Linked DNA regions of Homo sapiens: region 1 is linked to region 2. The links are chromatin contacts, found by Hi-C in ENCODE. All regions are on one chromosome and are shown on one strand. The core of a region is the stretch at or near the end of the contact, and the rest is flanking DNA. Distances in the headings are between cores, read along the strand shown.

The links. A loop is a pair of places that touch in the nucleus more often than their neighbours do. Pooled maps may share reads with other maps.
Region 1: a loop to region 2 is called in a map of Right ventricle myocardium inferior, with 4 times the contacts of the local background. The contact joins the promoter of LINC02388 here to the promoter of LRIG3 in region 2. A Hi-C loop is called at or near these places in 3 of 168 maps with a recorded cell type or tissue (Caco-2, HepG2 and Right ventricle myocardium inferior) and 3 of 50 pooled maps.

Annotation. Positions count from the first base shown.
Region 1 is chr12:58,780,351-58,784,577 of GRCh38, reverse strand. It overlaps LINC02388 (long intergenic non-protein coding RNA 2388), which reads left to right and starts at 2,862. Exons shown (of 8, transcript NR_120452.1): 1 at 2,862-3,007. The region is part of intron 1 of LOC100506869 (a long non-coding RNA gene); the gene reads right to left.
Region 2 is chr12:58,917,305-58,921,994 of GRCh38, reverse strand. It overlaps LRIG3 (leucine rich repeats and immunoglobulin like domains 3), which reads left to right and starts at 1,491. Exons shown (of 19, transcript NM_153377.5): 1 at 1,491-1,995. The coding sequence starts at 1,760. It overlaps LRIG3-DT (LRIG3 divergent transcript), which reads right to left and starts at 1,291. Exons shown (of 6, transcript NR_183518.1): 1 at 1,205-1,291; 2 at 523-596. RefSeq lists silencers at 607-716, 1,335-1,444, 1,865-1,944 and an enhancer at 2,325-2,594.

The DNA.
Region 1 (4,227 bases), core at 1,613-4,112, 140 kb after region 2:
TTCCTTGTAGATTCTAGATATAAGTTGTTTGTCAGATGTATAGATTGTGAAGATTTCCTCCCACTCTGTGGGTTGTCTGTTTACTCTGCTGATTGTTTCTTTTGCTGTGCAGAAGCCTTTAAGTTTAATTAAGTCCCATCTATTTATCTTTGTTTTTGTTGCATTTGCTTTTGGGTTCTTGGTCATGAAGTCTTTGCCTAAGCCAATGTCTAGAAGGGTTTTTCTGATGTTATCTTCTAGAATTTTTATGGATTCAGGTCTTAGATTTAAGTCTTTGATCCATCTTGAGTTGATTTTTGTGTAAGGTGAGAGATGAGGATCCAGTTTAATTTTTCTACATGTGGCTTGCCAATTATCCAAGCACCATTTGTTAAATAGAGTGTCCTTTTCCTACTTTATGTTTTTGTTTGCTTTGTTGAAGATCAGTTGGCTGTAAGTATTTGGATTTATTTCTGGGTTCTCTATTCTGTTACATTGGTCTATGTGCCTATTTTTGTACCAGTACAATGCTGTTTTGCTGACTATGGCCGTATAGTATAGCTTGAAATCAGACAATGTGATGCCTCCAGATTTGTTCTCTTTGCTTAGTCTCGCTTTGGCTATAAGGGCTCTTTTTTGGTTCCGTATGAATTTTAGGATTTTTTTTCTAGTTTAGTGAAGAATGATAGTGGTATTTTGATAAGAATGGCATTGAATTTGTAGATTTCTCTTGGCAGTAAGGCCATTTTCACAATGTTGATTCTACCCATCCATGAGCATGGGATCTGTTTCCATTTGTTTGTGTCATCCATGATTTCTTTCAGCAGTGTTTTGTAGTTTTCCTTGTAGAGGTCTTTCACATCCTTGGTTGGGTATATTCCTAAGTATTTTATTTTTTTTGCAGCTATTGTAAAAGGATTTGAGTTCTTGATTTGATTCTCTGCTTGGTCGCTGTTGGTGTATAGCAGAGCTACTGATTTGTGTACATTAATTTTGTATCCTGAAACTTTGCTGAATTCATTTATCAGTTCTAGGAGCTTTTTGGAGGAGTTTTTAGGGTTTTCTAGTTGTACAATTATATCATCAGCAAACAATGATGGTTTGACTTCTTCTTTACCGATTTGAATGTCCTTTATTTCTTTCTCTTGTCAAATTGCTATGGCTAGAATTTCCAGTACCGTGTTGAAGACGAGTGGTAAGAGTGGGAAGCCTTGTCTTGTTCCAGTTCTCAAGGGGAATGCTTTCAATTCTTTTCCTTTCGGTATTATGTTGGCTGTTGGTTTGTCATAGATGGCTTTTATTTCATTAAGGTATGTCCCTTCTGTATTAATCAGGTTTCTCTGGAAGGACAGAACTAATAGGATATATGTATATATGAAAGGGAGTTTATTAAGGAGAATTGACTCACACAATCACAAGGTGAAGTCCCACGATAGGCCATCTGCAAGATGAGGAGCAAGGAAGCTAGTGGTGGATCAGTCCGAGTCCCAAAACGTCAAAAGTAGAGAAGTTGACAGTTCAGCCTTCAGTCTGTGGCCACAGGCCCGAGAGTCCCTGGCCAGCCACTGGTGTAAGTCCATGAGTCCAAAAGCCAAAGAACTTGGAGTCTTATGTTTGAGGGCAGGGAGCATCCAGCAAGGGAGAAAGATGAAGACTGGAAGACTCAGCAAGTCTAGTCCTTCCACATCCTTCTGCCTGCCTTATTCTAGCTGCGCTGGCAGCTGATTAGATGGTGCCCACCCAGGTTGTGGGTAGACCTGTCTCTCCCAGTCCACTGACTCAAATGTTAATCTCCTTTGGCAACACTCTCACAGACACACCCAGGAACAATACTTTGCATCCTTCAATCCCATCAAGTTGACATTCAGTATTAACCATCACACCTTCTATGCCAATTTTGCTGAGGGTTTTAATCATAAAGGGATCCTGGATTTTGTCAAATGCTTTTTCTGTGTCTATTGAGATGATCATGTGATTTTTTGTTTTTAATTCTGTTTATGTAGTGTATCACGTTTATTGACTTGCATATGTTAATAGATTGTTAATTTGGGGGTTTATATTTTAAAAATATATGTTTATAGCTATAAATTTCCTTCTTTTTTTATTATACTTTAAGTTCTTACATCACTGGTCATCGGATAAATGCAAATCAAAACCACAATGAGATACCATCTCACACCAGTTAGAATGGCGATCATTAAAAAGTCAGGAAACAACAGGTGCTGGAGAGGATGTGGAGAAATAGGAACACTTTTACACTGTTGGTGGGACTGTAAACTAGTTCAACCATTGTGGAAGACAGTGTGGCAATTCCTCAAGGATCTAGAACTATAAATTTCCTTCTAAACACTGCTTTGTTTGCATTCCATACACTTTAGTGTTTTGTGTCTGTACTAGTTTTTAATCTCAATGTACATTCTAATTTCCCTTGTGGTGTCTTCTCTGATCAATTGGTTGTTTAGGATTACGTTGTTTCACTTTTGCTTATTAATGAATTTGCTCACTTTCCTTCTACTATTAATTTCTAATTTCATTCCATTGTGGTCATAAAACATACTTTGTTTAATTTCAGTTATTTTAAAGTTATTGAGATTGGTTTTGTGGACTAATATGTAGTCTGTCCTGGAGAATGCCTCATGTTGATTTGCAGGACAGGGCTCTGGCTAACCTTGGCTGGCCCAGCTCTTTCCGCCATCTCACTTGTAATTTTCGGAATAGCTATAGAATGTGCCGAGAACACAGCATCCTGAGATAAGGAGAAACTGTTTGGAACAATCTGGGCTCTATTTCTGTTCCTCCTAGAACAGGATGTCCTACAATGTTTTAGCACAGTAATCTAAGTTGTCTCTGTAGTATAAAAAACAGAGCAGAGTGTTTTTGGGGTTCCTCAGTTGCAGTGAGATGTGAGGCACTTGCAGAGACTCAGTCCACCACCCTGGGCAGCTTTCACCACCCTGGGCAGCTTTTCCGAGACGTAGGGACTGGCTTGCCGTAATTCATAGCTTCTGCTGTCCCTTGCTACATACCTGTGAGTAACTGAATTGCTTTTCTTAATTTGTATGAGTGTTCTGTCTCACTGGACTTCTGCAAGTGATAAAAATTACAGCCCAAGATGTAGTGTACAGAAGTGTTTCAACTTTTAGTTCTGGTGGTTGGCATTGCGATGATCTTTGTTATTCTCCATGTAGTAGGAGTTCTCCTCTGGAATTAGTAAATGGCTCATGGTGAACCTGGTCCAAAGGACTTGTGAAGAATGTATATTCTGCTGTTGTTCTGTGGAGTGTTCTATAAATATAATTTAGGTCCATCTGATTTATAGTGTTGTTCAAGTCTTCTGTTTCGTTAATATTGTGTCTAGTTGTTCTATTCATTATTGAAAGTGAGGTATTGGAGTCTTCACCTATTATTGTTGAATTGTATATTTCTCCTTCAGTTCTATCAGTTTTGCTTCATGTATTTTGAGGCTCTTGATCATTATGATTGCATACATATTTATAATAATCATATCTTCTTTATGGATTGACCCTTTTTTCATAAAATATCCTTTTTGTAAATAATTTTTAATTATTAAAGTTAAATTATAATTATTTAATTAATCCTTTTTAAAATAATAGTTTTAAGTCTATTTTATCTGATAGTAGTATGTTATTCCAGTTCTCTTTTAGTTACTGCTTGTATGATATATCTTTTTCTATCCTTTTACTTTCAATCTAATTCTGTCTTTGAATTTTAAAATACGTCTGTTGTAGTCAGCATGTAGTTGAATTATGTTTTCTATTCATTCTAATGGTCTCTGCTTTTAAGTAGAGGTTTAATCTATTTAAACTTAATGTAATAACTGATAAAGTAGGATATATGGCTGCTATGTTTTAATTTTTTTATATATGTCTTATGTAATTTCTGTTCATTACTCTATTACTGCTTTCTTTTGTGTTAAATAGGATTTTTCTAATGTACTATTTTAATTCCTGTGTAGTTTCTTTTGCTATCTATTTTTGTAGGATTATTAATACTAAATTTATAATAACCTAGTTTAATGTCTACTTAATCTCAATATTTTGTAAAAACTTTGCTCTTATACAGTCCCATTTCCTCTTCTTTTATTTATCTATTGTTGCTGTGCAAATTGTATCTTTATACACAGTATGCCCATCAGCACGGATTTATAATTATTGCTTTTTTTATACCATTGTCTTTTAAATCAAACAGGAAAAATATTAGAAACAAAAAATTCATCTATACTGTCTT
Region 2 (4,690 bases), core at 242-2,741:
GGATACTGAGCTGGAAAATCCTTACTATGACTGTAGTGTGTTTTGTCTACTCCCAAGCAGACAAAATCATAAATTCAAAACCAAGGTGCCATCATTATAGATATTTTCTAATTATAATTATACATCATCCAAAAAGGTAGTAGCGTTGTTGTTAATGGTAGCTGGAAATAAGAAAATGGGATACCATATCTAAAATAGGGTGTGTTAACTTCAAAGTGAGTCTTTTCCTTCCCCCGTAAGTGGGAGTGATTTGCTACAGTGAAAAATCAATGGGCCTTAGAGTCAGGGTTAAAGTCTCAACTCCACAAGCTATCTCCACTCCTCAATCATGAGCAGTTTACGCAACTCCAAGGACAGACAAGCTTGGGCAGACAGCATGCAATAAACAATGTATAGAAGTGAAAACTTACTTTAAGCTTCCAGGGTTTGTTTTTTGGTTTGTTCATGTTTTCTGTCTTGCTTTTATTTTTATTTTTTTTGCAACAAACACATTAGTTACGTTCTCTAGGTCTATTTCCTTACCCAGAGGAGGAAGGCCCCTTAGCACATGATCTCTGCGGTCTCCATTAGTTTCAACATCTTGTGGCGCTGATCACCTGTAAGTTAAGGAACAAACTTCACTGGGAAGTCCTGTAGCCTGAATCCAGCCCCAAACATCCACTCCCCCAGCTGAGGAGGCCGGGAGGTACTTTTACCCTGGTAGCATTCTCAATCAACATGTGTCATTACTCAAAGCGCAAGTGGACCAAGGTGCATATACTAATTTTTTCCTCCAAGGTCTTAGTTTTCATTTTACTTTGAAATGTCACTGTGACTACTTTTATTATTACTATTACCAGGAATCTATGATTGCCATCGAGGTCTATTAGAAGGTCATCTCCCATCCCCCACCCCGCCCAGCTTTATCCAGTGCACGAAGGCTGGCTATTTGTAATTCAATATACACTTTCCAAAACCACGAGTTTTACGTTTTATTATTGTTTTTACTTTTGAAGCCGATGTATGGGGGAACACCCACCAGCATTAACGTTGAAAGAGCTGTTTTCATTGAAACCACTCTTTCATCTGTGGATGGTAGGATAATTTATCAGTGTCTTTAATTTGGAATTGAAAAGTTTCCTGAAAACACTGCTAATTAAACTTTACTTCCCTGAAGTTCTCCTAAATACCTCCAACTCCGAGAACTAGCCCAGTATTTGCTCACTTCCTTTTGCCTTTCAACTCCATTTGATATATGTTTCCCACGACGTAGTGGAGACTTCTGGCTGGAGAGGCTGGAAAATATAACTCTGAATTTCCTACAATCTCAGCTCCACTTTCTCCCGCGCGTAGGCCCCCGGCTGGAGCGGTGTTATTGTCACGTGGCCACGGGGACGCCCGCAGCCGAGTCGGCCAATGGGCGCGCGTCGGCCTCTACCCGCCCGCCTTGCTACTCCGCCGCGCGGGGACTTGGCGCAGTGCCGCGGGGTGGAGGCGAAAAAGTTTCTTTTGCAGACAAGAAGGGGCTTCGGCGAGCCGACGCTGCTCAAGCTGCAACTCTGTTGCAGTTGGCAGTTCTTTTCGGTTTCCCTCCTGCTGTTTGGGGGCATGAAAGGGCTTCGCCGCCGGGAGTAAAAGAAGGAATTGACCGGGCAGCGCGAGGGAGGAGCGCGCACGCGACCGCGAGGGCGGGCGTGCACCCTCGGCTGGAAGTTTGTGCCGGGCCCCGAGCGCGCGCCGGCTGGGAGCTTCGGGTAGAGACCTAGGCCGCTGGACCGCGATGAGCGCGCCGAGCCTCCGTGCGCGCGCCGCGGGGTTGGGGCTGCTGCTGTGCGCGGTGCTGGGGCGCGCTGGCCGGTCAGACAGCGGCGGTCGCGGGGAACTCGGGCAGCCCTCTGGGGTAGCCGCCGAGCGCCCATGCCCCACTACCTGCCGCTGCCTCGGGGACCTGCTGGACTGCAGTCGTAAGCGGCTAGCGCGTCTTCCCGAGCCACTCCCGTCCTGGGTCGCTCGGCTGTAAGTATTCTTCCCGCGGGGGGAGGGGGCCCGGGCCGCTGGAGATTCGAGAAAACAGGAGCCGGCGGGGAATGGGGTTCGGCGTGCAGTCCCCTTTTTGCCGTATAGCTCCTTCTGGCCCAGGCCGCGATCGGCGCTCCGTGGGCGTGGAAAAAGAACTGTCCGGGCCTCAGTTTCCCTCCCACGTGCTTTGCGGGCGGCGCAGGTGGGCTCTTGGCGCGTCCTAACTGGCTGCAGGTAGACCAGGGTTGGGGGCCAGTAACGACGCCAGAGATTGGGGATGAAGTCCTGCGCCCTAAGCTAGCCAAGGGGTTCAAATGCTTGCTCCTGCCAGGCCCAGGGGAGATAAGCGGCAACCTGCACACATCAGGAGTTTGCAGTTCTCGCTGAGTTATGAGTCTGGTTCAGTTTTAGTTTCTAGCTGCGTCAGACTCCTTTTCCTGTTCCCACCCAGTAACTGAAGTCAGGCTTTTCATTTGGGAAGCCCCCTCAACAGAATTCGGTCATTCTCCAAGTTATGGTGGACGTACTTCTGTTGTTCTCCCTCTGCTTGCTTTTTCACATTAGCAGACCGTAAGTTCCCACTCCTCAACCAGATTGTAAAGACTGGTCGGTAGCTATGGAAAGGGCGGAACTCGATTATCCAGAATCAAGGGCGTGATTTCTGTAGCTCCTCAGAACGCCCAGACGGTTTAGGGGAGAGCGCAGGGAGCTCTTATGCAAGTTTTTGGATTTTTAGCTGCGAAGTCTGAAAACCTGAAATCACTGCCAACTGCGTGAAGAACAAGGAAGAAAATGTAATTTAGTTGGAAATGCTGATCTTTTCCAAATGTCATCTCTTTTCTTCCTCAGTCCCAGTTTTAAAATTGGAGTGCTGTAAAAAGTAAACAATCAAAATTTGTATTTTTTAAAGTAGTTGTTCTGTTTAAAATAAAAGTGCACTTCATACGTAATCTTATATTTTGACTTAGCAGAATTGCAATGAAAATTTTAAGTTTTTAAAACAATTCTAGTGAACTATTCCAATGCCCTAATGTGGTAGGAGGTTTGGTCAGGTGTTTAAGAATTTATATTTTAAAATTATTGTGCTAATCTAAATAACTTTTGTGAATGTAGAATTGTTGGCCATCAGAAAGTATATTCCTTGTGTTTTTAATAAGCCTTAGTTTAATAAAGTAGAATTAGTATTGGATTGATATTTAATTTCTTGGGACGTTTTATTTAGTAGTTTTTATTGCAATTGGAAGAGGAGATAAGGTCTTTAACCGAAAGCAGGGAGACTTTCAATTAGTTGTGGCTAATTCTGTTAAATTGCCTCTTGTGGAGGTCATGCTGCCTTATTCATGAGTGAATGGCTCTATTGACAACATATGGAACTGAACATGTAAATGACTGGAGGTGAACACTTAGGAATAATAGAGGGATGAGAAAGAGAAAATGAATACAGTGCTTCCTGGAGTGTATTTAGATATGCTTAGATTATTCACGGCATCTAACTTGTATTCGATAGTTTTTCAATGTCAAGTTGTCTATTGTGATCATGCTAGTGTGCAGTACTTTTTTTCTTTTTTCCTGGATTTAGATGTTTAGAAAAAAAATCTGTGTTGCCCTTGATCAGAAGTTGAGTTGAACCAAAAGGGGTTCGATACCTATTTAAACATTGTCTTAAAAGTAGCTGACCTAATTAGGATTTTGTTTTGCAGATAATTTGGTGGCACACTAAAAACAAATTAGAGTTTATTTGGTTAGCACAGTCTTTAATTACATTTCCACCAGCAGTAAATTGTCTCAATACTAGCCCACATTCCTTAAATGTATGTGAAAATAAGTTCCACTTGTATAAATAAGCACTCAGTCTGTTGTCAGGAACCCTGCTGTGATCACTTATTGGACAGCTCTGTCATTCCTGTACTTCTGTGACTTTTAACCATCTTTGTAGGTGTCACCAAACCATGTGGTCTGGATTCTTTATTGTAAATATTTCTTTTGTTTGTACCTAAAGCTCTAGAGGTCTCCTCTTTCCACTTTTGAAAGGAGCAGAAAAACACGTGGAATTGAGTTTTACTTTCTCTGTTATTTGGTATTTTAGAATAGGTGGTCTAAAAAGCTACTAAAGTTTTTCGTAATTAGAAAAATCGTCTTAAGGAGATGATTTCCGAGTTCAGATATAAATAGAAAAATGCATGTTTTTGTTCCCCATATCTTACCTTCCCTTTCCTTGGGTAATCAAAATAGTAGGAGTTTGTCTTTGGACTGGCTTATGAAAGCACTTTTCAGAAAAAGTTCAGTGTCTATCTTTTGTTTCATTTGTTGAATTTGCAAGTTTAAGAAAAATTACGTGTGTATGTATTTTTTCCACTTTATTTGGTTGTGATTTATTACTATAGGAGTCCCATGTGTGAAAAGTCGAATAGTTTGAGCTGTAAAATAATAATACTGTATCAGTACTCCTTTTAGAAAATAACCTCTAATGCTTTAATGAAAGTGGCTCTTAAAGAGTAACTATGTGAGCGAGACTTTGTCTAAAAAAAAACAACCCAGTAACTACGCCAAGCCTTGCTCACAACTGCCATTAAAGGCAAGCTAGAGTTTATGTCAAGAGTTTGCGCTTAAACAGTTCTCAACCTAAAGAGGAATGCTTGTTAGAATGTTATTTAGCCCAGAGACGGAAAAGTTGCTAAATTGCCAATGAGAA